2 separate regions of the Homo sapiens genome follow, and region 1 is linked to region 2. A link is an interaction called in ENCODE POLR2A ChIA-PET data of the cell type or tissue named here. Cell type or tissue: PC-9. All regions are shown on one strand. Links, peaks and the distances in the headings refer to the core of each region. The heading gives the core; the rest is flanking DNA.

Region 1 (14,989 bases), core at 4,373-6,872, 420 kb before region 2:
ACCCCCAGGCCAAGGGGACAAGGAAAATGAACTTGAGTGTACTTCATAAGTGACAGCCAAGAGGGAACCAAAGCTCCTAGTTCTTCTCTTCCCTTCCTGTCTCCATGTAACCTTTTCTTCCTGGGCCATTCCTGGTCCTGGAGGTAAGGTCACTGCTGACAGCACCCATCTGGTGACCCAGGAAGCCAAGGGTCAGCTGGCTTCTCTGACAGTGGTGGATGCCCTATTGTGCTCCTCCTAGAAGAGGGTTCTCTTAACTCTTGCTTTTCTGCTTTGTTTTCCCATGCTTCATTTGATTTTCTTTTTACTTACAAAAGTAACCAGTTAATTTATGTGTCTATTTGAGAGGTTAATCATCTCCAGTGCCACCTTCAGATCCATTTTTCAGCTCCATGAAATTCATAAGATTCTCTTTACATATTCCATTTGTAAACCGAAACTGAATAATAATTCAGATGCCTGAAATACCTCTTAGCCCTGGGAGTGACCTAATTTCTCAAGATCTCAGTTTTATCATCTGTAAAAATGGAATCATAAGATTCTCTTTACGTATTCCATTTGTAAACCGAAATTGAATAATTATTCGGATGCCTAAAATACCTCTTAGCCCTGGGAGTTAATTTCTCAAGATCTCAGTTTTATCATCTGTAAAAATGGAAATAACACTGTTTATACGGTGGTGCTGCTATAATAAATCATGAGATAACAAAGTACTCAATAATATAGTACAAATAAATTAGATTCAATTCATTACAATATGTTTTTACAACAAATTTACCTTTACAATGACCATCTGTGGCAAGTGATACTGGTTTTTCATTTTCATTATTGATGTCAAGTTCCATTTAAAATGAATTTCAGCTTAAAGTGAAAATACTTCAAAAATACTAATTAAATAAAAAATACATTCTAGCTGTATATATTTAGATTATTCAAGACAAAAACATTCTGAATATATAGAAAATTAACCCCCACAGAAAAAGGAAATGACAAACACAAGAAGAAAAGAAACCCTAAGTGAACCCTAAATCAACCAGCTAACCAGACAGCAGAAATCTCAGATCAAACAAGGACCAAGAGTTGGAGGAAGCACGCAAAATAATTCTCAATGGCTTTTTAACCACTAAGACCAAAACAGCAAAATAGGCAGTTAGTCCTCATTGCCCGATCTTCTTTTTGTGGCCCTCACAACTTCTTTTGTTATCCTGGCCAATCTCCACTGGAAAGTCTCAAAGCATTCAACATTCTCCATTAGAAGAACCACCTAAGTGTGGGATCTCTATACGCCCAAATTATCTTTCCCTTCCCTGCAATCAAAACTCTTCTCCTTTTGTAATATGTATGTCTCCAAAGTGTTATCCAGAAATCCTAGTATTCAACTGAATAAACACCAACAGATATTCACCGAGCATCTACTAAGTATATGGAGAGAGTCTATGTCTGTGGGGGAAGGGAGTGCACAAGATCCAATCCCTGCCTTCGAGGAGTTGAAGATTCCCAAGGGAGGCCAAACGGAGGATGCAAATAGCTCTAATTGCAGGGTAGGATACAGTGACTGCCACAAACAGCCACAGCCAATATGCACAGGATGTCACAGGAGGAAATGACTTTTGGTTTGGTGGGGATGAGGACAGGTTCAGATGGAGGCAGCATTGGTTCTCTGAGAAGCATTTGACTTTAAAAAGATTGTATTAACTCTTGTGCCCTACCCCTCAATTGGTGGATTATTTCGAGTCTCTTGCCTATTCTTGGATAACAGCTGGAAGAAGGTACCGCATCCTGCTGTTTCTTCTCTGAGACAGGCCATCTCCCTGCTCATGCGCATCACAAGCCCACAAGACAGGCTTAGGTGCATGTGGCTCTGTGCACAACCCTGACCCCACCTGGCAAAGGCCTCAGCTCCAATGCCGCTTCTCAGAGAGACCCCCCCCCCCACCATACTCCACCTCCTGGTGCACTCTCCCCTTCCAGCCCCCGTGGGCTCCTTTCTACCAGGAGATACGGGAATTAGCACCATTTTAGATTTTCTTAGCTGTTCACTTTTAAAAATTTAATACCTCCCCCTATAGGAATAAAAATTGACAAGGAAAGCAGGGTCTTTGCTTTTCTTGTTTACCCCTGTGTTCCCAGTGCCTGATAAATCACAGTATTTAATACATATTTGTTGAACGAATTAATGAATAATAGTCTAATTCAGTCTCTTCTTCTCGAGTTTCTTCCTCTCTCTGGTTTGTTTTTGTGAAGAGGGGTCCAGGGTTTTAGAAAATACATATGATTCATTCCAAAGTGACTTAATCAAAAATACTCATACTTGGGTTCAGTATGGCAACTGACAAATTAGCAGAGTTTAACAGACTTTGGTTTGTGAAGAGACTTGAGCCAGCATGCATCTTTTCAGGTAAACTGATATGCAACACTGGATGGGACAGATCATCATTTATCCCTCCCACCATCCTTTCTCTCAACAACTATTTTTTTCCAGCTTTATTAAGGTATTATTGACAAATAAAAGTTGCACATATTTAGGGAATATGATGTGATGTTTTGATCTATGTGTCCATTGTGAAATGATTACTATGATCAAGCTGGTTAACATATCCATCACCTCGCAACATTATCGTTTTGTGTGTGTGTGGTGAAAACATGTCAGATCTACCCTCTTGGCAATCTTCAAGTATACCACACATTACTGACTATAGTCACCATGCTGTACGATAGATCTCTAGAACCTATTCATTTCGTCTAACTGAAACCTTGTACCCTTTAACCAACATCTCATTTCCAGTCACCTCTCCCCAGCTCCTGGCAACCACCATTCTACTCTCTACTTCAATGAGTTTGACTTTTTTTAGATTCCACATATAAGTGAGATCATGTGGTATTTGTCTTTCTGTGTCTGGTTTATTTCACTTAGCATAATGTCCTCTAGGTTCATCCATGTTGTCATAAATGACAGGATTTTCCTCTTTTTATGGATTAATAGTATTCCATTGTCTGTATATACCACATTTTCTTTAGAAGAAATGTGTTACAGATTTCATGTGTGATACAGATGAAATGAAGTGTCCATTTCATCTGTAAATGGACACTTAGGTTGATTCCATATCTTGGCTATTGTGAATAATGTAGCAATGCACACAGGAGTGCAGATATCTATTTGAGATACTGATTGCAATTCCTTTGAATATATACCCAATAGTAGGATTGCTGGATCATGTGGTAGTGCTATTTTTATTTTTTTGAGGAACCTCTATACTGTTTTCCATAATGGCTGTACCAATTTTTATTTCCACAATAGTGTATTAGGGTTTCCCTTTCTCCACATCCTCACCAATACTTGTTATCTTTTGTCTTTTTGATATTAGCTATTCTAACATGCATGAGGTGGTATCTCATTGTGGTTTTAATTTGTGTTTCCCTAATGATTAGCAATGTTGAGCATTTTTACCTGTACCTGCTGGCCATTTGTATGTCTTCTTTTGAGAATTATCTGTTCAGGTCATTTACCCATTTTTAATGGGATTGCTTTCTTACTGTTGAGTTGTTTGGGTTCCTTATATATTCTGGATATTAACACCTTATCAGATGTGTTTGCAAATATTTTCTCCCATTGCATAGGTTTTCTCTTCACTCTGTTTTCTTTGCTGCCCAGAAACGTTTTAGTTTGATGCAATTCCATTGAACTATTTTTGCTTTTGTTGTCTGTGCTTTTGGAATCATATCCAAAAAATGATTACCCAGACCTGCATCAAGAAGCTTTCCCCTATGTTTTCTTCTAGCAGATTTACAAACTCTGGTCTTACATGTGAGACTTCAATTCATTTTGAGTTGATCTTTGTACTTTGTGTGAGTCAACACATATTTATTAAGCACATATTATGTGCCAGGCTTATGCTAGACATGGGATAAAAAGCTGAGCAAGATAGGGGTTCTGCCCTATGGAGCAAAGTCAGAGGAAACACTCAAATAACTAGTGCGAGGCCTCCGGGGTGAAGTCTGAGGGAGAAGAAGGAATATCCTGGGGGTCGTAGCAGGTGGAGGTGGTGGCATTGTTGGCAAAGAGAGGTCCATGCCAACGGAAAAGCAAGTTCAAAGGCTCAAGGTGAGAGTAAGCATGGCACATGTGAGAACTAAAAGGAGTTCACTCTTGTTTGAGGCCACTGATGGTTCAAAGCTGGGGAACTCTCAGGCCATCTGTCTTTACTCAGTACAAAGACCAGGAGAGCTTGGGGGCAGAGTGGGTCACCAGCTGTCCTCAGGAAATGACTGGAATGAAAGCTCTGCCGGCTTTGTTCACTGCCATGCTTTGTTCGCTGTCTGAGGATGCAGCCAGAACATAGTAGATTCTTAATGACCATTTGCTGAGTAGGTGAATGAAGCCCCCACAGATGGTCTCAGCTTTCTCCTCTAGCATCACCAAGCCCCACAGAGTCATAAGACCAGAAGGCAACTTGAGAGCCAGCTGGTCCACCCTTTCCCCTCCAGGCTCTGTCCTGCCCTTAAACCTCCCTCACAAATGGCACTGTTTTGTAGATGTTATAAACTACAGTAGCATGACTTGTCAATTGGGTTCTTGAGATCATACTCACACCAAGGGAGAGACAATGTGTCCAGTCATCTGGTGAGTCCAAGGCAGGGTGCAGAAGAGCAGGGACGACAGTCCTGGATGCCCAGGCTGCATGGCAGGCAATGAGGGAGCTCTGGCTCCCAGCACTGTTTGTCAACTATTAAGATGCCATGGTGGCTGGGCATGGTGGCTCACACCTGTAATCCCAGCACTCTGGGAGGCCGAGGCAGGCAGATCACGAAGTCAGGAGATTGAGACCATCGTGGCTAACATGGTGAAACCCTGTCTCTACAAAAATACAAAAAAATTAGCTGAGTGTGGTGGCAGGCACCTGTAGTCCCAGCTACTCGGGAGGCTGAGGCAGGAGAATGGTGTGAATCCAGGAGGCGGAGCTTGCAGTGAGCTGAGATCGAGCCACTGCACTCCAGCCTGGGCGACAGAGCAAGACTCTGTCTCAAAAAAAAAAAAACAAAAACGCCGTGGTTCTTCACTTCCAAATCTGCCTCTGGAGGTCAATGACCTCCACATTCTCAAAGCAGCACATCTTGTTTGGAAATTATATTCCTTGTATCTTTGGTGTTGGGATTTTAAAATTCGAGTTTAGTTCATCTGCCAGTACCGTGCGCTGGCTAAATGCCACTGTCTCTCCCAGAGAGGGCCGCTGGGCTGACATACTCAAGGTGTCCTGGCTGGAAAGCTGTGAGCAGTGGACACAGCATTTAGCCCATACCCACATATACCACTTGATCTGAGGTCCCAAGACCTCTTACTTGGGCAATTGCAGCTGATTTCCTTGCCTTTCCTCCAATTAGTCACTCAGCAGCCAGAATGACATTTTAAAAATGCAAATCTGATAACATCACATCCCAGCCTGAGTATTCCATAGTTTCCCACAGTTCTTCAGACAGGTGCCTACAGGACCCTGTGTAGCCTGGCCCTGCCAGCTTCCCCAGCCACAGCCTTCTCCCCTCATCCATAATGGACTCTGTTCAGTTCCCCCAAGTAAAACTTGCTCTTTCTGGACTCATGACCTCTGCACATTTACCTGCAACCTCCCTCTCTCTACTCACTAGTAATAGAAATACCCCTTCCTCTAAGAAGTCTTCCGAAGTCTCCCAGGTCCTATAGATTGCTTATTACCTGGCTCTCAGGGCAACCTGGACTTTGCCACTATAATACTCAGTTCATTCAAAATCGCTTGCATGGGGAAAGGTCTTCCCCACCAGAATTCAAACTTCAAGAGAGCCTCTCTGTGCCTGCCTTGTTATTCACAATATTCCTTATGTCTGGCACATAGTAGGTACTCACTGAATATGTGACAAGTGAATGAATGAGTCCTCCGATTGTTAAACAGCTGGGAACAATTTTACCAAATAAAATAAGAGGCAGAGACAAACTGAAATGTAACAGGACCTCATGGTAATCCTGAGCCACCTCCCTTCCTCACCCTAAAGGCCTGATGTCATCATATTATGGGCTTGTGTGTTGTGATTAGGTCCCAGTTTTTGAGATCCGGTTTCTGGCTCAGTTCAGAGAAAGCTGGGCCTTTCCACCAGGCACCATCATGGTCAGCAAAGCAGAACTGTGGAGCAAATCAGATAAGGTGCAGATGCATTGGTGTACCTGCTAGTGGCCCGTGCCTCCCGTCTCACTGCAGAAGCAGAAAATCCGGCTCCAGCCTCACACAGCAAAACAGAGCAAGAAGGAGGGGGAGTCTTCACTTATGTTGCCTCACCCTCTGTTTTATTTTCTTCCCACCAGCAGCAACAAACAGTAATTCAATAAAGGAAATACAAGTAATGGAAAGAAATAGAAAAAAATAAACATATCAAAATGGGCAGTGTCCCCAGGGCCACCGCTTTTAAATAAAACAAGAGTAGATTTGGACATATTTCAGTGGCTTTGCTAAAAAGAGAAAAATAATCAAGCCTTCCCTTCCTTTCTAGGCTGCACTGCTTTCTTCTATCTTGATGTAGAAAAAATATCACCCAGACTAGGGAGTCTCACATCAGAATCCTCTGTGGAATCTTGTTGAACATGTGGGTGCCAGCCCCGACTCAGCCCAGCAAGTCAGAACCCTTTGTTGGGGGAACCTATGTGATTCCCAGGCAGGTGGGCCCTACTTTGGGGAAGAAAGCTCAGGGTGGGAGTGCCATGGTATGTCCTGTGCCTTGTAACACAAGATGCAGCTTGGGTAAGAAGCTCAGGTCTGTAACTGGGAATTCCAGCGTCAGGCGCTGCAAACCTCATTTAAAATAAAGCACCATAAGCTTGACTTCGGACATGCAGAAAAATGAAGATTGTTGATTTCACCTTCTGTGGAAGGGGCGGGGGGGCATATTCTATTCATTTTATTCACTTAAGTCGACACTGACTGAGCTGCTCCCATAGGGAAGGGCCTGTGCCAGGTACAATAGAAAGGTGATGATGGCGGTGGATTTGAGCAAGATGAAGATGACGGTAACTCACATTTACTGAGACCTTAGTATGTGCCAGGTGTTTTACATGCATTATCTCATTTAATCCTCCCCAACACCCTACGAGGTACTGTTATCATCCCCATTCTGTGGACAAGAAAACTGAAGAAAATTGAGGCACAAGGGAGTGGAGTGACTTACCCAAAGTCACCCAGCAAGTTAGTGCAGAGCCACAGGGGGAGCCAGGTCTCCCGGACTCTGGAGTCTAGTATCAACCATTATAGTGTAAGTCTCCCTTAAGACATTCAGCCCCTGCCTTTCCGATACTTAAATTAAGTGGAAAAGGTACAAGAAAATCAAAAGAAGTACTCCAAATTATACAGCTTTGTGCAACAACGAGCAATCGACCTGGGGACATCTGGTGAGACTTATCCTGTTCTGGCTAATTACTCAGCCTGACTGTTTGTTACTTTGTTACAAGGAGTCGTGGAAAAAAAAAAAAGAAAAAAAAAGCAATAACCAAAGCAACTATTTTCTCTTCTCCATGGAAAGGCACAGTCAGCAGATTTTTAGAGAAAGTCAAACAGTACCATTATCCACAAAAGTGTAGGAGCCAGGAGCTCTGCAGTCCAAACTGAGGAGGGAGGCTTCATTATTTTGTGAACTCCCAAAGGATGAAAGACATTAATAATACTATTTGTGGTAAGCTTATCATATGCTGCGTACTGGACTATTCCCTCTACACGTTATTATCAAATTTGATCTTTGCAACTCTATGAGTAAGTACTATTCAGATGAGGAACCAGACTCAGAGCGGCTAGCAACTGGCCTATAGTCACACATCTGCTTAGTGGCAAGGGGTCTGAATTCCAGCCATGGTTCTTACCCTGAATCTAGGCTGTCTCTTATTTTAAATACAAGGATACCGTTTGGAATGCTAAGTGAGCAAGAATTCACAACCGTCTGCCATTTTTAACTTGGCTGTGCCAAGCCTCACTTCAATCTGGGAGACTGGCTGGATTCTTATTTCAGCAAGTATTACTTCAATACACTATGCTCTGTGCCAGGCACAAAAGCCCTGCATTTAATAAGTGGGAGATGTGGTCACAGTGGATAAAAGGAGCACACATAAAACTTTAGAGAGGTGATTTCACTAGAGGGAGTTTTTTTTTTTTTTTTTTCTTGAGATGGAGTCTCGCTCTGTCACCCAGGCTGGAGTGCAGTGGCACGATCTCGGCTCACTGCAAGCTCCGCCTCCCGGATTCACGCCATTCTCCTGCCTCAGCCTCCCGAGTAGCTGGGACTACAGGCGCCCGCCACCACGTCCAGCTACTTTTTTTTTTTTTTGGTATTTTTAGTAGAGACAGGGTTTCACCGTGTTAGCCAGGATGATCTCGATCTCCTGACCTCGTGATCCGCCCGTCTCGGCCTCCCAAAGTACGTGGATTACAGGCGTGAGCCACCACGCCCAGCCGAGGGAGGTCTTGATTCAACAGAGTCATTAGTGCCTGGAGATTCATGGAGGAGCTGAGCTTTGAACAGATGCCAGGAGTGGAGGAGAGGTCAGAAGTCAGGGGATGAGCTTCGAACAGAGGTCGGAGCTGAGACACCTCTAATGGTGGTATAGCAAAGCAGTAAATTGGGCCCCAAAGAGTCAAAGGCAAAAGGCAAGTCCAAAGCTGCTTTCAGCCAATGCTGCAGTGGGCATTCTGCTCCCCGTGAGCCTGGGGCACACTGGACTCCGGCAAGAGTCACAGGCCCACACTGCTGGAAGAGCATCCCTCAGGTAGGGCACGTGCACAAAAATGGGTGCAGGGAAATTCCATGAATGCTACTGTATGTCTTCAGAGGAAGTTTAGGCAAAGGAAGCAAGCCTCTTTTTTACAAGGAGATTTTGACACCAAAGTCAGCAGATCTAAAACTTTCACATTAATTTCTCTTCTACCTTAAAGAGCAGACATATACATCAGAAAGGAAGTAGAGAGAAGTCAAGGAATAAAAATGGAACTCAAGCCTGTAAAAGGTACACACATTCGGAAATGTCTGAGTAAAAGCCTTAATAAAATGCATGTGCTTTCCCCCAGTAATTCCATTTCCATAAATTCTTCCCAAGGAAGTAATGGGATAGTTGGCAAAGATGACTACAGCAGTTTTGCTTATAATAGTGATAAAGAGTAAACAACCTATCCCAGTACTTTGGGAGGCCGAAGCAGGTGGATCACGAGGTCAAGAGATTGAGACCTTCTTGGCCAAGATGGTGAAACCCCGTCTCTACTAAAAATCAAAAAAATTAGCCGGGTGTGGTGGCGGGCGCCTGTGGTCCCAGCTACTCAGGAGGCTGAGGCAGGAGAATTACTTGAATTTGGGAGGTGGAGGTTGCAGTGAGCCGAGATTGTGCCACTGTACTCCAGCCTGGCGACACAGCAAGACTCCGTCTAAAAAAAAAAAAAAAAAGTAAACAACCTAAATGTCCAACAATAAAAGGTTAGTTGACACAGTTTTGCATGTTCCTATTGTGGACTCCTGTGCAACCATTACAACCATTACAACCATTACAAGTGAAGGTGCAACCATTACAAATGAACCATCTGTATGCAACCATTACAAATGAAGGTGTAGGTTTCTGTTTATTAATGAGGGGGAAATTCCTAATGTATTGAGTAAAGTCAGATCATAAAAGAGCAGGTTATAAAACAGTTCACTATATATGATTCTGCTTTGTAAGATGCTTACATCTCTATGAACAGAAAAGTTAACAGAAGGCATCTCTGGCAGATATGATCATGGACAATCTCTTAAAACTTTTTATTGTTTATCTGTATTTTCTAATTTTTATATCATCCCCTTATGGTTAAGGGTTTGTAAGTGGACTGATGTCCCCTGCTTTGTTGAATTGATAAAACACCAAAGCAACAGACCTTAAATATTATTTCTTTGTTTCCCAAAAGTATGGTACATGTGCCCCTGTTGATAAGAGAAATTCTGAGTGGTACTGAGAAGTATCTTTGAACAACACTGCAGAGAGAAAAGAAGCCCCCATCTTTAAGTCTCCTTAGTCATTTTGGTTACTCAAGGAGAAAACCTTGGCTTGGGACAATTATGTTTTCAACTTCCCTAGAAGAACTGCTCTTCTCTCTTTATAACCAAAAGAGCCCAGCAGACAGGAGGCAGCATCTAAGCAGAAGTCAATGCCATTGCTGTGCTTCATTGTATTGATCTTTATCACTGCCTTCTATTTATAGGAAATTTTTGCAGTTACACCAGGGAGATAAAGCTTGCTTTAAATAAGAAAATTAGGCCGGGCGTGGTGGCTCGTGCTTGTAATCACAGCACTTTGGGAGGCCAAGGCGGGTGGATCACCTGAGGTCAGGAGTTCAAGACCAGCCAACATGGCGAAACTCCATCTCTACTAAAAATACAAGAAAATTAGCTGGGCATGGTGGCACACGCCTGTAGTCCCAGCTAATGGGGAGGCTGAGGCAGGAGAATCGCTTGAACCCAGGAGGCGGAGCTTGCAGTGAGCCGAGATTGCGCCACTGCACTCCAGCCTGGGCAACACAGCAAGACTCCGTCTCAAAAAAAAAAAAAAAAAAAAAAGCTAATTTAAATAAAATTTAAAAGTAAGGAATGAGTTGAGAGGATAATGATCAAAGTAAGGAAGGCAGTGCACCTGTATTGAAGTCTGAGGCAACGGGTGTTAACCCCTGGTGAGGATAAAGCTACCCCTACTGTGAAATATCCCAATAGTTCCCCCAGGTCTTGATTTCTATCTTATCACTTTAATATAAAAACAATAGCATGGAAATAATAAATAAGCAATTTGCTCAAGTGATGACCCAGCCAGTGGGGAAATAATTTCAGAACAGGATTCTGAGAACGTCCAGATAAATCCTGCTGGGAAAGTGATTGGAAAGAGAGGTTCCTAAGAAGAGACAAAATTTCTTTGCAATGTTTGCCCTGAGGAAAAAGGCCCTTCCACAGGAAGAAGGTCAAGTCCGGTCTATTTTTATAAGTGTTTTTCAAGTGGTTAGTGGACGTATTTCCTGTGGTTCCCAGGAATTCTGCAGCAGGCTCTCAGGAGGATGTTGGTGATAGGGAACAGGGACTTGATGAGCAAGAATCAATAATTATCTCTATATTTGCTTCACTTTTTTCTATAAAAATAATCTAGGGGAAAAACACTTGCTTTAGAAGAGCAAAGTTCATCACAACAAAGAGCAGAATGGGACACTGAAGTCCCTTAGTGCGTAGCAGAGTCCTTAGGTCAAGATTCTACAAGCTGAAATTTATCTGTTCATTTGTTCCCTCCCTCCCTCATTTACTCAATAAATATCTGAGCAATTCCTCTGTGCTGGCCATCGTTTGAGGGCTGCGCAGAAGGTGTTGAATAAACATGGCTTCTGTCCTCCAGCAGCTTACAGTCCAGCGTGGGAAAAAGATGTCAAACAAGAAAACGCATGGATGGATATATAATTAATTACAGATGATGGTGAATGTTGGAAGAAAGAGAACAAGAGGCTGCAAAAGAGAATCATGGAGGTAGAGAAGGAACTTACCTTAGCTGGGGAGACCAGGGAAGACCTCTGAGGTGGTGGTACTTTAGCTGCCCTCTGAAAGGGGCATGGGAGGCAGCCCATGGGAAACTGTTAGGGAAGGGCACTGCTGCAGAGGGACCAATTTGTAGGAAGGCAGCCATATGGAGGAGATCATAGTGGGCTCAAGGACCCAAGGGTACATGCAGTGGCTGGAATAGAGGGGCAAAGGGAGGGAGGAGCCGTAGGTGAGGCCAGACCATACAGGGTCTCATAGGCCATGGTAAGGGTTTGGATTTTACTTTATGGAAATGGAAAGCCATGACAGGTTTTAAGCTAGGGAGTAGCCAATCTGATATAAACTTTAAAAGATCTCTCTGGCTCTATGTGTAAAAGTGATGGGAGGGGGCCAAGAGCAAAAGATGGGGCTATTTCAGAAGGTAAGATAGGAGCTGCTCGTGAATTGGACCTGCTGTGGACAGTGGGGTTGGTAATAAGTACTTAACGTGATAACCCCTCATGGCAGTCCAAGGGCTCGATTAGCAGACCTCAGAGAAGTCAGCCAGCTAACACAGCTGGGACTAGGGTGAGGTGTGGGAGGCACTTGCTTTGGGTAAAAATGTACTCAAGCACTCAAGATAAATCATATTTTAAGCCAGGCATGGTGGCTCACGCCTGTAATCCCAGCACTTTGGGAGGCCGAGGTGGGCAGATCACGAGATCAGGAGATCGAGACCATCCTGGCTAACATGGTGAGACCCCGTCTCTACTAAAAATACAAAAATTAGCTGGGAGTGGTGGCGGACGCCTGTAATCTCAGCTACTCAGAAAGCTGAGGCAGGAGAATCACTTGAACCCGGCAGGCGGGGCTTACAGTGAGCCGAGATCATGCCACTGCACTCCAGCCTGGCCAACAGAGCGAGACTCTATCTCAAAGAAAAAAAAAAAATATATATATATATATATAATATATATGTATATATAATATCATATTTTAATGCAGTATTTTTCAAAAATCCAATTTAATGCAAAAATATCTGTGATTAACAAAATATTAAATATAGCAAAATATTAAATAATAATAATAAAGACAGGATGAGTAACAGTGATAATGTGAGCAAAACAAATTTGAAATGGGCCCCTACGAGGTTTACATTAGTGTGCATATACAGTTGTGTGGAGTGAGACAGACAATAACAAGTAAACAAAAAAGTAAACACAATCCTAAATTATCATAATTGTCATGAAAGAAACATGTTTCAGTCTGAGATAGAGGACAAGGAAGTCAGGAGGGCTTCCTTAGATAGGCTGGGCCTAACGCAATTAGATTTGGAGGCAAATGCTCTGCCTGGAAATGTTATGTGTTAATGAAAATTTTTGCAGCCCAGCGCAGTGGCTCATGCCTATAATCCCTGAAATTTGGAAGGCCAGGGTGGAAGGACTGCTTAAGCCCAGGAGTTGAAGACCAGCCGGGGCAACATAGCGAGACCTTGTCTCTACTAAAAATATATATATTTTTAAATTAGCTGGTCGTGGTGGTGCGTGCCTGTAGTCTGAGCTACTCAGGAGGCTGAGGCAAGAGGATCGATTGAGCCCAGGAGTTTGAGGCTACAGTGAGCTGTATTCGTGCCACTGCACTAAAGCCTGGGGAACAGAGCAAGAACCTGTTACACACAGAAAAATAATTTTTGCAAATCAAGCCTATCAAACTTCCTACATTGTATAAAATTTTACAATCTAGTAACTGGAAAGGTTGGAACAGATCTGTAGAAAAGTTGCTCTCACCACTGAGGGTTCAAGAGTACAATATCGTGAAACACTAGGAAAAGTTCTGCCTTCTGTCTTCCCCACCCCAGGGGCCTATCTAAACATCTAGATTTATCAAACTTCATAAGAGCCCACTGAACCTGACAATGCCAAGAAGGAGCCAAGGAATGCAGGATCTTGAATGTGAAGAGGAATTATGTGCGAAAAGATGGCAGCTCCGAGAAGCAAGAAGTCACTCTGACGTTCCTCCTTACCTCTTGTTGCCTAATCTGCTTTCAAAGGCCAATAAATTCAAAATTCTCCATTTTTCAAACAACCCCGCCCAACATAGTGATTCTTTAATCTCTAAACATGACAGGGGGCAGTGGACATGAAGGATATAAATGGCTTTGAAAGGTCAGTTAGAAAAAAAGAAACAAGGAGAAAAACCATGAGGAGTTGAAGGGATAAAAGCAAACCATGTTTTGAGCTACCTGCCAAAGTTAAAGAAAACTCCCTTGAGAGGCCATGTTTGACGGATGAGTTTACTGACATAGTTATTGGCAACTATCTCTAGCCTCATGATTTTGAGACGGAGTCTTGCTCTTTCACCCAGGCTGGAGTACAATGGTGCGATCTCGGCTCACTGCAACCTCTGCCTCCTGGGTTCAAGTGATTCTCTTACCTCAACCTCCTGAGTAGCTGGGATTACAGGCATGTGCCATCACGCCCGGCTAATTTTTTGTATTTTTAGTAGAGACGGGGTTTCATCATGTTGGTCAGGCTGGTCTCAAACTCCCAACCTCGTGATCTGCCTGCCTCGGCCTCTCAACATGCTGGGATTACAGGTGTGAGCCACCACGCCCAGCCCTGATAAATGACATCTTGACTGCAATGTGCACCTTCCTGAAGATGCTAGATACCAAGGCAGACTTATCTCTTAGTATAGCTTCTTGGATTCAAGATTTTAACTCACCTCCAAGCCTTTTCCTCCCTTATCAGACACCAGTCATGTCCTGGGGCCTTTGGTGATGTTCTCTTGCATCATCTCCTTCCCATAAAGGAGGACTCCTTTGCCTGCCAACAGCTGGGTTGTGAGTGGAGCCAGGTGTAGAATACTAATGATGTGGTCACAGGACCATGAGAGCCATCGGTGGTGCTGAAACAGGGAGCAAACAGTGCAAATGGGAGAATGGTTCCTTTTGGACTGTTTATGTGGGATCAAAGGGAGCTGGCAAGTACATGGAACCTCTAGAAATAGACCACATCCTTAAAAAGAAAAAATGCAAAAAGAAACAAGTTTTACATTGTCCTAGTGTAGGCTCTGCAAAAACTTGGCCCTTGAAGGCTAGCACTGGGGCAAGTGACTGTTTTCTTCCTGCCCTTTGGCTGTGATACCAACTGGGTCGCTTTGCATATCCTGGGCCCTGCTCCCCTGCCTGCTTCCTGCGTGGTGCTTGGGGCATGCTGGGGCCTCCATGGCCCCCTTTCAAGATCCAGAATGGAGTCTGACATATGAAATGAGCTCCACAGGGTTGACATTCCTTCTTCATATCCAAGCACCTTAATACACAAACCCGCATGCTGGGATTGCTAACTGTTCTTCCAGAGATGCCGGGATATTGTCTGTCTAGTAGAAATGTGAGTTTTGTCCTTTTTATTTTTTAATGTTTTGAGGGAGGCTGGGCCCCTTGGAAATGGGGATGACATTATAAACTGGTATTTCG
Region 2 (14,989 bases), core at 4,796-7,295:
GGATCACTGGAGCCAAGGAGTTGGAGACCAGCCTGGACAACATAGTAAGACCCTATCTCTACAAAAAGTAAAAACAAATGTAACTGGGCATGGTGATGCACACCTACAGTCTCAACCACTCAGGAGGCTGAGGCGGGAGGATTGCTTGAGCCCGGGAGTTCGAGGTTAGGGTGAGCCATGATTGTGCCACTGCACTCCTGCCTGGGTTTGAATTCTGGCTTCATCACTTAACAGCTAATCACTTCAGACAAGTTGCTCCATCTTACTTAGCCTCATTTTTTTTGTTTTGTTTTTTTGACACAGAGTCTCACTCTGTCACCCAGGCTGGAGTGTAATGGCATGATCTCAGCTCACTGCAACCTCTGCCTCCCGGGTTCAAGAGATTCTCCTGCCTCAGCCTCCCAAGTAGCTGGAATTACAGGCACCTGCCACCACATCCAGCTAATTTTTGCATTTTTAGTAGAGACAGGGTTTCGCCATGTTGGACAGGCTGGTCTTGAACTCCTGACTTCAGGTGATCCGTCCGCCTCTGTCTCCCAAAGTGCTGGGATTACAGGCGTGAGCCACTGCGCCCGGCCACGATGTCATAATTTTTAGTAGATATTACTGAGTTGTGCAAACATCACCACAATTCAGTTTAGAACATTTCTAATACCCCAGTAAAATCCCTGGTGCCCATTCAGTTCGTCCTCATCCCATCCTCACTCCCTGGCAGCCACTAATCAATCTACTTTCTGTCTCCATAGATTTGGCATTTCCGGGCACTTCCTATAAATGGAATCATACAATATGTGGCCTTTTATGTCTGGCTTCTTTCACATAGCATAATGTTTTTGAGGTTTATCCACACTGTAGCATATACTGGTACTTCTTCCCTTTTTATTGTCAAATAATATTTCATTGTATAAATTAACCACATTTTATTTATCCACTCATCAGTTGATAGACATTTGAATTGTTTCCAGTTTGGGGCTATTATAAATATTACTGTTATGTAATATTTGTATAGATGTTTTTGTGTGGATATATGTTTTCAATTCTCTTGGGTCTATACATAGCAGTGAAATTGCTGAGCTGTATGGGGAAGAAAAAGTATGGGTTGTCTAACTCTTTAAGAAATTGCCTCCCTGTTTTCCAAAGTGGCTTAGCCTCAATTTCATCATCGGCAAACTCAATATACTGAGTCTCTCCCTTGTATGGATATAGTGGGGTTTGATAAGTCAATGCATATAAAACATTCAGTACAGTGCCTGGCTCATGGTAAGTGTGCGATCACTGCAGCCTCAACCTGCCAGACTCAAGCAATCCTCCTACCTCAGACTCTTAAGTAGCTAGGATTACAGGTGCACACCACCACACCCAGCTAGTCTTTGTAGTTTTGGTAGAGATGGGGTTTCCCCATGTTGCCCAGGCTAGTCTCAAACTCCTGGTCTCAAGGGATCCGCCCATCTCGGCCTCCCAAAGTGCTGAGATTACAGGCATGAGTCACCATTGGCACCCAGCCAATGCTACTTCTTTAATTAACTTCCTGTTACTTACCTAACTCTTCTGCGGCTCTGGTAGCTCTTTGAAGGTAGGGGTTGTATCTCAACTGAGTCTTTTTTTTTCTTTTTTTGAGATGGAGTCTCACTCTGTCACCCAGGCTGGAGTGCAGTGGCGTGATCTTGGCTCACTGCAACCTCCGCCTCCTGGGTTCAAGCAATTCTGCCTCAGCCTCTCGAGTAGCTGGGGTTACAGGCACGTGCCACCACGCCCCACTGATTTTTGTATTTTTAATAGAAACAGGGTTTCACCAGGCTGGTCTTGAACTCCGGACTTCAGCTCACCTGAGAATCCCCAGCCTAGCAGAATCTCACTCACGCCAGGTGCTTTGTCGGTGGATGAGGAAACTCAAATATAGAGCCCACTGCGGGGCAGGACAGGTGTGGCACTGCCCCAGAGGCACACAGTCCAAGGGAATTGTGAGAGGGAGACTCCTGGGGAGTGCATCAGACAGGACTTCATGTGGGAGGCAGCCACTGAGCTGGGCCTTGAAGACCACTTTCTGCAGGGTCACAGGATTAATCCATAAAGAGATGCTCTCCACACTTCAAGGTAAAGCACCCAACGTCTTCACCTTCAACTAAATCCTGAGGCCCTTTTTTTTCTTTTCAGCGTCAAGGATGAAGGATGGGGCGGACACTGTCTGTTTTCTCAGTGACCTGGCAACCTAACCTAACAGCTGTGTCCAGCATCAAATACTCCTCCTCATCCCCTGCTCTTGCTCCCCAAGACCAGGAGCAGGCGCTGGAGTGCTCCTCCCTGGGGCTGGGCCACAGGCCTTAAAACTCTTTACTCCCACCTCCTTGGGGTACCCCTTCACACCTTCCTGAACATCCTCCAGGCCTATGCACACGACGGAGAGCTGGGGGTGGGGTGTGGGGTGGGTGGCAGCGACTGGGCCGTGGAGAGGATCGGGGCTCTTAGGGTGCTTATTCAGATGCAGTGTTGCTCTTTGCCCACCTCCCCTCACTTCCTCCCATGCCTCTCAGAGAAGTGAAAATAGAGCTGATGATTGGTGCGAGGAAGCCTGTGCCCATGGCCCGGAATTCCTCCAGCCTGATTCACGGGCTTTGGTTCTAATGCACTAGAATTCTCCACTGGGCGGGGGCACCAAGAGGATTCTGGACCACAGCGGTCACACCTGCTGCTCACTTCCACCTCTCACATCTGCTGTGAGGCCCACTCCCCACCAGCTCCATCAGCCAGAAGGCTGCTGTGGCTGGGGTTGCGAGAGAAGGGAGGCGGAACACTTCCTATCCCAGGGGCAATTTCAAAATCAACGCATCCCTTGCCGACCCAACGGCAAACCAACTGCTTGTTTAAGGAAATCAGTGGAATGTATGCAATTAATTACAGGGCAAATCTCAAGTCAGACTAAATACTGGAAATCAGGAACCAGAGTCCAAGTCCCTTTCGTGATCGGAAGGGGGAACTTCCCGATTTGATTGCAGAAAGCAATTTACTTCAATTAGCAGTGACATAAACAGAGTGATTGCTTAATAGGAGCACTGAATCTCTAAAAAATAAACAGCCTGAATTGCATCCTTTACCATTATATTAGCAGCATGGGATTGCTTTTCCCAAGACAGGTTTGATTAACTCTTTAGGAACCATCCTCACTCCTAAGCAGATCTCTTCAGAGCTCCTAAAAAGTCTTCACATCATGGTCCTGGCATTTGTTGTGCACCTCGGGCATATATGTTCATCAATTTGCTTGTTGCTTTAACTTTCAAGTCTTTTAATCCTCTATAATCCTGTGAGATATGTATTATTATGCTCATTTTTAACAGAGGGGGAAAATGAGGCTCAGAAAATTCATGGTGGTGATCTTTTCAAATACATACCTAATCATGTCATTCTCCTGCTTAACTTACCCTCGAAAGCCTTCCAAACCCCTCAGCATAGCCTCCAAAGCCCTGTGTGATCTGTTTCTGGCCTACTTCTCCCACCTCTGCTCAAACCACTTCTCCGCTTGCTCACCACATTTTATATTTTCAGGCCACTGCCTGTTTTGCAAGCGCGTCAAGCCCATTCCCATCTCAAGGCCTTTGCACTTGCTGTTCCCTGCGCCTGGAGCACTCTTCCTCCATTTCCAGAACTGACTTCTCAGCTTCCAGGACTCTGTTCAGAGGCTACGTCCTCAGAGAGGAGTTCCCTGTCCGTCCCATGTTCCCCACTCCCTTTCGGCTTTTGACTAACACTTAGCATGATCCAAAATTATCTTGTTTGTTTATAGTTGATGTATTTCTTGTTTGTCTCCCTCCTGGAATATAAGCTCCAGGGCGGCAGAGATCCTGTCTCCTGTTTGTCTTGTTCATTTGCACAGGGTCAAGCATACGGTAGGCAGACAGAAGATATTTGCTTAATAAAGGAAGTATTGTCCCTGCTTTTATACAGATGAGGAAATGGAAGTTGGGAGAAGTTAGGCCATTTCACAAGGTCAAACAGCTGGGAAGCAGCTCCAGGGGATTCACAGGATTCAGACATCGCTTTCTCCCATGCAGCTACACTACTTTTTTGAGGACTCTCCTTTCCTCCCTATTCTCTTCCCCCACCACCTTCTCACCTCCACCCTACCACCCCAGCCCCAGAAAGTAGGCACTCATCCAACCAGCCGGGAGAGCATTAAAATCACAACCACAAAGCAAAATCTCCTCTTCCTGTTTAAACTCCCTCCTGTGGTACTGATGCTTCTTAGCCGGACAGGGTCCCGCTCATTGCAAGAATGTGAATTCTGGAAGTTAAAGATCTTAACACCCCTCTCCCTCTGGCTCCCCACCTTGAAGGATTTAGATACCGAACTGGGCTCCCCTTAGGAAATGCATCCCCGGACTTGGACTGTGGAGGTAGTGGGCAAGATGTTTGGTGAAGCTTTCGCTGCCCTGTGACCCCACCCACCCCACAGCCAAATCCTACCCTTGGCCCAAGCTCCCCACACTGCCCAGTGAATTGGGGCTGTAAACTGGAGGAGGGAAGGCTGGAGAAGCCAAGGTCAGTGGCGGGAGAAGTGCAATGGGAGAAGACCAGGGAGAGGGTGAACACTGAAGAATTTGAGAGATGTGTGAGTGCCCCAGAATTGGGCTGTAGGGAAGTCGGCCTCCCTGAGCAGGCAGCCGTGTCGGGGCTGACCTGAAAGCAGAGGTCTGTCCCTTAGATGCTGGCTGGCTTTGGGGCTCAGAGTCTTCATCTGGTCCCTCCGCAGCATCACCTTCAGGAGAAGTTCAAGTGCAGCTGTCATTGCAGTCCCAGTTTCACTATCCATTCCCTGTGTCTCCTTGAACAGGGCTTTAACCTCTCTGAGGCCACTTCCTGCTTGATAAGGAGACCACATCGCCCACCCTGCTTCATATGCAGATTTCTTTTTTTTTTTTTTTTGAGACGGAGTCTCGCTCTGTTGCCCAGGCTGCAGTGCAATGGCGTGATCTCAGCTCAGTGCAACCTCCACCTCCTGGGTTCAAGTGATTCTCCTGCCTCAGCCTCCTGAGTAGCTGGGATTACAGGTGTGCACCACCACGCCCAGCTAATTTTTGTATTTTTAGTAGAAACGGGGTTTCACCATGTTGGTCAGGCTGGTTTTGAACTCCTGGCCTTGTGATCCACCAGCCTCAGCCTCCCAAAGTGCTGGGATTACAGGCGTGAGCCACCACACCCAACCATATGCAGATTTCAATAGTTTTTTTTTTTTTTTTTTTTTGAGATGGAGTTTCGCTCTTGTTGCCCAGGCTGGAGTGCAATGGCACGATCTTGGCTCACCACAACCTCTGCCTCCCAGGTTCAAGCGATTCCCCTGCCTCAGCTTCCCGAGTAGCTAGGATTACAGGCATGTACCACCATGCCCAGCTAATTTTGTATTTTTAGTAGAGACGGGGGTTTCTCCATGTTTGTCAGGCTGGTCTCGAACTCCCGACCTCAGGTGATCCGCCTGCCTCAGCCTCCCAAAATGCTGGGATTACAGGCATGAGCCACCACGCCCGACCAATAGTTTTATTTATTTATTTTGAGATGGAGTCTCGCTCTGTCACTGAGGCTGGAGTGCAGGGTGCGATCTTGGCTCACTGCAGCCTCTGCCTCCCAGGTTTAAGTAATTCTCCTGCCTCAGCCTCCCAAGTAGCTGGGATTACAGGCATGAGCCACCAAGCCTGGCTAATTTTTGTGTTTTTAGTAGAGATGGGGCTTCGCCATGTTGCCCAGGCGGGTCTTGAACTCCTGGGCTCAAGTGATCCACCACACCCAGCCCAGATTTCAGTAGCTTTAAATAAGAGAACGAATGGGAAAGTGCCCTGGAAGGTTTAAAGTATAAAGTATACTAAGGAGGTACTTTTGTTTTAGCCTAAATGGGAAAGAGACTTTCCCATTAACATTCTTTAAACATCTGTCAGAGGTGGCGTTTCCTATGCTCATTGAACAGGTATGGAAACAGGCTCACAGAGCAACTTGCCTCCAGCTACAGACCCCTGAAGTCTAGGTTTTAATCATTGTCTATGCTGAACGTATGCAGCTGGGACTAGATCCATTCAGACAAAATCCTGGCGAAAGGTGAAGGGCGGTGGGTGAGGGGTGTGGAGTACAAGACGCAGATGGGAAAGGGCATGGGCCACTACGGCCATGGAAAGGGCTTTTTAGTTCCAAGTTACAATAAGCATACACTAAGACAGAGTCTTGCTCTGTAGCCCAGACTGGAGTGCAGTGGCACCATCTCAGGTCACTACAACCTCCGCCTCCCAGGTTCAAGCAGTTCTCCTGCCTCAGCCTCCCTAGTAGCTGGGATTACAGGTGCCCACCACCACACCCAGCTAAGTTTTTTTGTATTTTTTAGTAGAGATGGGGTTTTACCATGTTGGCCAAGCTTGTCTTGAACTCCTGACCTCAAGTGATCCGCCTGCCTTGGCCTCCGAAAGTGCTAGGATTACAGGCATGAGCCACCGTGCCTGGCCGAGGCCAACATCTTTAAAAGCCTCCCTGGCAGCGTGTGCACATGGCCTGGTGAGAACAGGAAGCACTGGGCAATGGGGCTGGGAGAGGACGAATTTGGGGTACACTTCAAAGGTAGAACTGGCAGGGCCTATTGAGTGTGGGTGAGGATGACTAAGAGGACTAGTGGTTGACAATGCTCTGCAAAGGGGTAAAGCAAAAGTCCAGAGCTGTTTCTTGCTGGGGACATGTAAATAATTTAAGAAGATCCTGAACCAAGGGGATAAATGTGAAAAACTCTTGAAAACGGGCCTCATGTATGCCCTCGGAATAGCGATGTATAGCACCTCTAGCCTGATTGGCTAGAGCCACTCCATTTCTTTCTTGAATTAGGTATTTATTTATTTATTTATTTACTTACTTATTTATTGAGATGGAGTCTCACTTTGTCGCCCAGGCTGGAGTGCAGTGGCGCCATCTTGGTTCACTGCAACCTCCATCTCCCGGGTTCAAGTGATTTTCCTGCCTCAGCCTCCCGAGTAGCTGGAACTACAGGCACATGCCACCACGCCCGGCTAATTTTTGTATTTTTAGTGGAGATGGGGTTTCACCATGTTGGCCAGGCTGGTCTCCAACTCCTGACCTCAGGTGATCTGTCTGCCTTGGTCTCCCAAAGTGCTGGGATTACAGGCGTGAGCCACCATGCCCGGCCTAGGCTCCTCTTTTGTCCCTTCACTGTTAATTATTCCCAGCCTTTTGGGTGAGACAGAATCTTTACTCTTGAGATTCTAGTGCAAAAGGGGCTTCAGAAATACCTTAACATGGCTTCACTTAGGCTTTGATGCCAGCCTCGGGCCTATGAGCCTCCAATTCTCCCCTGTGACCATCAGGAGAGAAAACTGAGTCCCTTTCGAGGTCGTACAAAGTTTCCCAATGAGCTTAAACATCACCTCCTCCATGAGGCCTACCCTGACTACTTTAAAATAGGAATTCTGCTTCTCTATGATTCTCTGTCTTGGTACCTAGGGCATTTTTCATTCACAGCAGTTACTACAATTTATAATCAACAACTACTCATTTAATTACTCATTTGCTATCTTTTCCCGACCAGGCCAGGCACTCCCCAAGGGCAGGGAATTCTCTGTCTCTCTTGCTCACTTCTGTGTCTGCAGCACTTATGCACATGGTGGGCACCTAGAAGGTGCTTTATATCTATCTGCCCACTACATTCAAGGCACTTGACCAGGGCTTTGGAAGCACTAACCCATCCTTCCCTCTCCCTTGTGGGTTCTCTTGGGCCCCAGAGCTGTGTTCCCCTCATCTGCCTTGGGCATTTTATTCCCAAGGGGATTTATCAGCCCCAGTAGATGCCACCTGCATGGTGTCACTGAGGTCAAAAAAGTTAATAACAGAGAAAGAAGCCAGGCTTTTCTTGTTAAAATGAAAATGCTCAAAGGATCATTGCAAATGTAACTTATTCAGTCAAAAACCATGGTGCCAGGCGCTGTGCTCAGAACTGGGACGTGGTGGTGAGCAAGACCAACATGATTCCTGATCCCTCTTGAAGTTCACCATCCAGTAGGTTCCTCAGAGTCTTTTCTAAGAACCATTTTTCTCCCAGTGTAGACCTCCATGGCCAGGGAATCCAGCTCTTTCCCTTCCCTAGCCTTGCACGTGGCAGCTTTCAAGCTCCCTAAGGAAGGAATCCATGCAGTAAACCCCACCCTTTCCACCTCCAGGCCAAGGGGACACTAGAGTGAAGTTTTCATATCTTAGTCCTGTGGCTCATTAACCACATGACCCCTCAAGTCTCATTTCTTCACCTGCAAAATGGAGATCAAGAGACCCTACCCCTTAGGGATGCTATGAGGATCCAGTTAGATGCTGCCGCTGATAATGACGGCTAACATTTTTTGAGTTCTTTTCTATACCAGACACTGTGCAAGCATTTTGTCTGCATTATCACATTTAATCTTCCTAACAACCTCACAGGGGGGCTGTCATCACCACTGTTTAGAGATGGGGACATATAGGTTATATCATTGCCCAGTGTCACACGGACATTAAGTGGTGGAGCTGGGACACAGACCCAGCCATTCCACACTATGTCGACCCTCCAACCCACTGTCTTACACAGCCCCCCTGGTGAATGCAGGCAGAGTGCTTTTCTTCGTGCCTGGTATACAGCAAGTGCTCCACGAATGGCGCCTCTTACTCAACAGCTGGAGGCTCCCCATGCAAGACTTCCCAAGCTTCAACAGTTCCTAAGGATTGGCCCGTGACCACTCAGCAGTCAGATCCTCCCCAACCCATTCCTGTTCCAAGTCCCAAATCTGCATCCTTACAAAAGCTCAGATTGAAACAGACAGTAGCTGGAAGGCTGGCCTTTCCCATAATTTCCCCAGCAGTCCAATCACTGTGGCCACCCAGCGCTCGGCGCTGGCTGAAAACCCAGATCTCAGCCTCCCCGGAAGCCGAGTGAACAAGTTGGCTCAACAGACTAATTTTTTCTCCCTGTTCCCTTCATTCTACCCTCTGGTCCTGGCCTGAATCAAAACAGCAGGGGCCTGGGAGGTAGCTCCGGGTACCACTGGGACAAGCACAACTCGGTTCCAAAGAAAATGATAGTATGAGGTCACTCATTATAATATTTAGCTCCCAGAAGAAACCGCTGTGAGCCCCATCCAAACCACAGACAGCTTTGGCAGCCCCAGTATCCTCTTACGGTTACATAAGCTTTGCAGGGAAATAAATACCAACTCATCTCGAAGGAATTTTAAGGACTAATAAACCTTAACCAGTCTGTGCAGAGAGGGCTTCCTTCTGAAGGAGGGGCTGCGGTTTTAGAGAGGAAGGATTGAGAGGGCTCTGGGGCAGGGCTGGGAGGGACACCTTGTGGGCCTGGCTGCAGGACATTCCTCAGATAGACTCAATCCTGCAGCCTCATTTGTGGGGCAAAAATCTCCAAGGTCAGCAGGTCAGCCATGTCCCAGGCCACCTCCTTCTTGTATACCATCAGGATCCACTCTCTAGTTTCCTCTTATAGGTAGTGAGTTACCTATCACTGGAGGTATTCAAGCATATTCAAACATAAACTGCATGGCTTTAAGAGACTGTCTAGTTCCAATATTTTATTTTATTTTATTTTTGAGATGGAGTCTCACTCTCTCACCCAGGCTGGAGTGCAGTGGCATGATCTTGGCTCACTGCAACCTCTGCCTTCAAGGTTTAAGTGATTCTCGTGCCTCAGCCTCCTGAGCAGCTGGGATTACAGGCATGCTACAACACCTGGCTAATTTTTGTATTCTTAGTAGAGATGGGGTTTCACCATATTGGCCAAGCTGGTCTTGAACTCCCAGCCTCAAGCGATCTGCCCGCCTCAGCCTCCCAAAGTGCTGGGATTACAGGTGTGAGCCACTGCACCCGACCCCAAGATAGTATTTTATATTATGTTTTTCAGGTATAGGAACTACCCTTGGCATCAGCAAAAGGCAGGATGGTACAGTAGTCTCTCTGTCTTATCCACGGTCTCCCTTTCTGCAGTTTCAGTTACCCATGATCCAGTAAAATATTTAGAAAGAGGCTGGGCGCGGTGGCTCACATCTGTAATCCCAGCACTTTGGGAGGCTGAGGTGGGCAGATCACCTGAGGTCAAGACCAGCCTGGCCAACATGGTGAAACCCCATCTCTACTAAAAATACAAAAATTAGCCAGGCGTGGTGGCGGGTGCCTGTAATCCCAAGCTACCCAGGAGGCTGAGGCACGTGAATCGCTTGAACCTTTAAGGCAGATGTTGCAGTGAACCGAGATCATGCCATTTACACTCCAGCCTTGGTGACAAGAGCAAAACTCTGTCTCAAAAAAAAAAAAAGAAAGAAAGAAAGAAAGAAAAATTAGAAATAAACCACATTCACCTGCCTGGCCAATATGGCGAAACTCTGTCCCTACTAAAAATACAAAAATTAGCCGGGTGTGGTGGCCCATGCCTGTAATCCTAGCTACTTGGGAGGCTGAGGCAGGAGAATCGCTTGAGCTGGGGAAGCAGAGGTTGCAGTGAGCCGAGATTGTGCCATTGCACTCCAGTCTGGGTGACAGAGTGAGGAAAAAAAAAAAAGAGACCACATTCACATAAATTTAATTGTAGTATATTGTTATAATTGTTCTATTTTATTATTATTGTTGTTAAGCTCATATTGTGCCTAATTTGTAAATTATACTTTATCACAAGTATGTATGTATAGTAAAAAAAAAACATATTACACACATATAGGGTTTAGTACTATCCATGGTTTCAGGTATCCACTGGGGGACTTGGAACGTATTCCCTGTGGATAAAGGGAGATGACTGTATAGATAAAAGAACTTGCGTTGGGAACCTGAAAACCTATTGTGTTGTTTTAGCTGGGTGACCTCGGGCAAGCTGCTTCACCTTTATGAGCCTTGGTAAGAAAGAAATAACAATTACTCTCTTCTGTCCTCCCCACCTGATTGCTGGAAGGGGCAGAGAAATTGTAGATGTGTAAACATGTCTTGCAAATCACAAAATCCTATGCTAGTAATGGTGAGATGCCCCAGGTACCCAGGGGACTAAGTAGGGATGGGGGCTTTCTGCCTGTGGTAATAGGAAAAGCACTAGAAGCCCAGCCCGATCACCACTCCATGGTCAGGTTCTTCCATTGCCCTTTGTTTTCTGGGGGAAGCAAACCAAGTGTGTTAGGGTGAAGGCTATAGATTCTGAGGCCAGACTCCCTGCATCTGAATCCTCGATCAGCCATTCACTAGCTGTGTATCCTCGGGCAACTCACTTGACCGCTCTGTGCCTCGGTTTCCTCATTTTATATTTGTATAATAATGGTACCAGTCAGAAGTGGTGGCTCACACCTGTAATCCCAATACTTAGGGAGGCCAGGAGTTCAAGACCAGCATTGGGAAAACAGTGAGACCCTGTCTCTAATAATAATAATAATAATAATAATAATAATAATAATAACAGGGCTGGGTGCGGTGGCTCATGCCTGTAATCCCAGCACTTTGGGAGGCTGAGGCGGGCGGATCACGAGGTCAGGAGTTCGAGACCAGGTTGACCAACATGGTGAAACCCCATCTCTACTAAAAATACAAAAGTTAGCTGGGCGTGGTGGCGCATGCACCTGTAATCCTAACTACTCGGGAAGCTGAGGCAGGAGAATCGCTTGAACCTGGGAGGCGGAGGTTGCAGTGAGCCGAGATCAAACCATTGCACTCCAGCCTGGGCAACAGAGCAAGACTCTGTCTTAAAAAAAAATAATAAAATAAATAAATAAAATAATACAATTAAAAAAATAATAATAGCCTATCTTAGAGAGTTGTTAGGAGGATTCAACAATATATATCAAGGGCTTAGAACAGTGTCTGGCACAAAGCATGTTATGAATGTCTTCCCCAGCTAATTGAGTTAATTTTCTGTTAGCCCTGTCACTGATCAGTCCTGAGGAACAGAAGACAAGCTGGGTAAATTTTGTAAGGAATAACAAAAACAATGACTACCATTTAATGAGGTCTTGCTCTGTTGCCCAGGCTGAAATGCAGTGGTGCAATCACAGCTCACTGCACCCTCCAACTCCTAGACTCAAGTGATCCTCCCACCTCAGGCTCCTGAGTAGCTGAGACTATAGGCGAGCACCATCATGTCCAGCTAATTTTATTATCTGTAGAGAAGGAATCTCGCTATGTTGCCCAGGCTGATCTTGATCTCCTGGGCTCAAAAACAATCCTCCTGCCTTGGCCTCCCAAAGTGCTAGGATTACAGACATTAGCCATCGCCCCCAGGGGACTTTTATTTTTAATTAATTAATTATTCTCTTGAGACAGAGTTTTGCTCTTGTTGCCCAGGCTGGAGTGCAGTGGTGCAATCTTGGTTCACTGCAACCTCTACCTCTGGGTTTTAAGTGATTCTCCTGCCTCAGCCTGCTGATAGCTGGGATTACAGGCGCCCACCCCCACGCCCGGCTAATTTTTTGTATTTTTAGTAGAGGGCGTTTCACCACGTTGGGCAGGCTGATCTCGAACTCCTGACCTCAGGTGATCCACCCGCCTTGCCTCCCAAAGTGCTGGGATTACAGGCATGAGCCACCTCGTCCAGCCAATTTTATTTTTTTAGAAATGGGGTCTTGCTCTGTCAACCAGGCTGGAGTGCAGTGGTACAATCATAGCTCACTGCAGCCTCAAACTCCTGGGATCAAATGATCCTCCTCCTGCCTCAGCCTCCCAAGTAGCTGGGACTACAGATGTACACCGCCACACCCAGCTGATTTTTAATTTTTTTTTTGAAATGGGGTCTCGCTGTGTTGCCCAAGCTGGTCTGGTCTCAAACTCCTAGACTCAGGTGATCCTCCTTCCTTGTCCTCCCAAAGTGCTGGAATTACAGGCGTGAGCTACCACACCCAGCCTACTCATGTACCTTATCCTATCTAATCTCCATAATAGTTCTTTGAGGGGGTAGAGAAGAGGGGACTAAGCCGCACTGAGGTTATATCACTTGTCCAAGATCACAGAGCAGGCAAGTAATGGTGTCAGGTTTGAACCCAAGCATTCTGGAATGAAAGCCAATTCTCTTAACCTTATTTGAAGTTTGGGGTATCACCCAGGCTTCTGGGAGGGGCAGCAGGGCAGGACCTTGGTGATCCTAGTCCCCGCAATGGGGGGTGAAAAGAAAATGTCTGGATGATGTGTCATGAACACAATGGGTGACCCTCAAGCCACACCCCAGTGCCTGGCCACTCACAGGGATCCTGGTACCTCTAGTTTCCAAGGAGGAGAAAGTCCTGCCTTCAAGGCCAGATAAGACAGCGCAGTGTCAGGGAACAAGTATCAAATCTGAGGGAAGTGTCAAGTGCAAGAAGAGACAGAATCTCATCTTAGCTGGAGTGGTCTTCTTCCCGGCCCCCAGGCTGTGGACAGAGGTTAGGGGACACACTTCCAGAATGTGTCACTCCCAGAGGAGTGAGCCTGTGTGGGCAGAGCAAACTCTTAGAGGTGAAGCAGCCTGCTCAAGTCAGCCCAAGCCCAGGGAGAGGCTATATCTGGGTGGCCTGCATAACCAAGGCCACCTCAGGGTTAAATCAGCCAATGACCACGGGGCTGGAACAGGACCCCCTAGTCCCAGAGCTGACCGAACACACCCCCAGAGCACCAGGGCCAAGATGCTTGGGCACCACTGCTGTCTCCCCACCAGCAGCAGAGACCCCGCCAGGCCCTCCAGCAGAGAGATCTGATTGCCCCTGGAGGCTAAAAGCAAACACACTGTGATGCCTTAAAGTTCTCACTGGTTGACAATGCCCATGGAAGAAAGAGAACCTGCTTGATCCTCACTCTCCAGACTTCGGTGCTTCCCAGAACACACCGCAGGCCGAGAAGGCCCTAGAAAGGTGAGGCCTCACCCCTCTGCGCCAGGCACTGCGCTAATCACGGCCAAGCTTCTGGAGATGTGGGTGTCGAAGGACATGGCTAGAAGATGGGTGCGGCCAGGAGAACTGGTAGGGGATAGAAACCTTGGAAGCCTTCTGAAAATCCCGAATAGATGCAGCTATGAAATCCCACCTGGTCTACTACTCATTCACCAGTAGGCCAGCAGGTGGTTTGGGCCTCCTGCCCTGGCCTAGGAAAGTGCTCTAGGCAGCCATCCAGGAGGCTCACAGGCCAGCTTCATTGGAACCCGTCAGCACCCCCAGCCCTCAACAGCAAGGCACTCGTCCCACAGACCCTCCCCCTACCACAGCAGGCAGGCAGCTGGCAGCTTATTTTATGAACATCCAAAATCCAAGAGGAACCGCAAAACCACACTGGGTTGTAGACAACCAGTCCTGAATGAGGCTGAGGCCGGGGATGCCACTTGCCCCCTCCTTCTAGGCTGGGCTTCGGCTGGGCTCAATCAGGGTCACCGCTGCCCTGTGTGGAGCAGTGGTGGGAACCCGCTTTCTGTCCACCAGCCTCTCCTGACCCCCACAACTCCTCAATCAGCTCTGCGGGCTGGGAATACCTGCTTTCTCCCCAGGTGGACTTGAGAATGGGGGATAGGGAGAGGCAGTGTGGGGCATGACATAGCTCAGAGGGTCAGTAACGAATGGAGACTCTTCACTGCCCATGACTAACTTCTGAGAAAGGGGAAGGCATCAGAGGTGTGGGGAACTCTAGTAGCTAAAGATGGCATGAGGGAGGGGAGAGGGAGGAAGGGAGAAATGTATCACTCACTGAGCATTATGTTGGGGAGGTTCCTGTGTCAGGAGATGGAGTTGTACTGCATTCCTTTTAACGATGGTGGCTAATATTTCCGGGTGCCTTTTTCAGCTGTGAGAGTTGGAGGGCGTAGAGACAAAGAGATGGCTGGACCAATAGCGTTAGAGCTTCTCGCCGCTTCTCTTTCTTCATCCCAGTGACAGCCTCAGAGGTGGTAAGATCTTAGCTTAGACTTTATCTTCCCCTAAGTGCAGCTCCCTACGCATTTTGCACCCCCATCCGTTATTGTTTTTCTACTGTGCTTCTCATTTCTCTCAGAGCA

What was found. ChIA-PET counts read pairs that join two places held together with the same protein. Peaks named below come from ENCODE experiments on the same cell type or tissue, not always from the same donor. Only the 100,000 strongest peaks of a DNase experiment are listed, where the experiment ranks them.
Region 1: POLR2A ChIA-PET joins it to region 2 with 6 read pairs; 2 of 35 experiments call an interaction of 5 or more read pairs at or near these places.

The regions. Positions count from the first base shown.
Region 1 is chr5:142,627,372-142,642,360 of GRCh38, reverse strand. The region is part of intron 1 of FGF1 (fibroblast growth factor 1); the gene reads left to right. Among named protein-coding and RNA genes, the nearest start is that of FGF1, 51 kb to the left of the region's middle. In PC-9, for the core only: no CTCF peak of the experiment used is centred there; a DNase peak (open chromatin) is centred at 5,460.
Region 2 is chr5:142,210,321-142,225,309 of GRCh38, reverse strand. No RefSeq gene overlaps it. Among named protein-coding and RNA genes, the nearest start is that of SPRY4-IT1, 100 kb to the left of the region's middle. RefSeq lists an enhancer at 1,830-1,879 and a silencer at 8,733-8,902. In PC-9, for the core only: no CTCF peak of the experiment used is centred there; no DNase peak of the experiment used is centred there.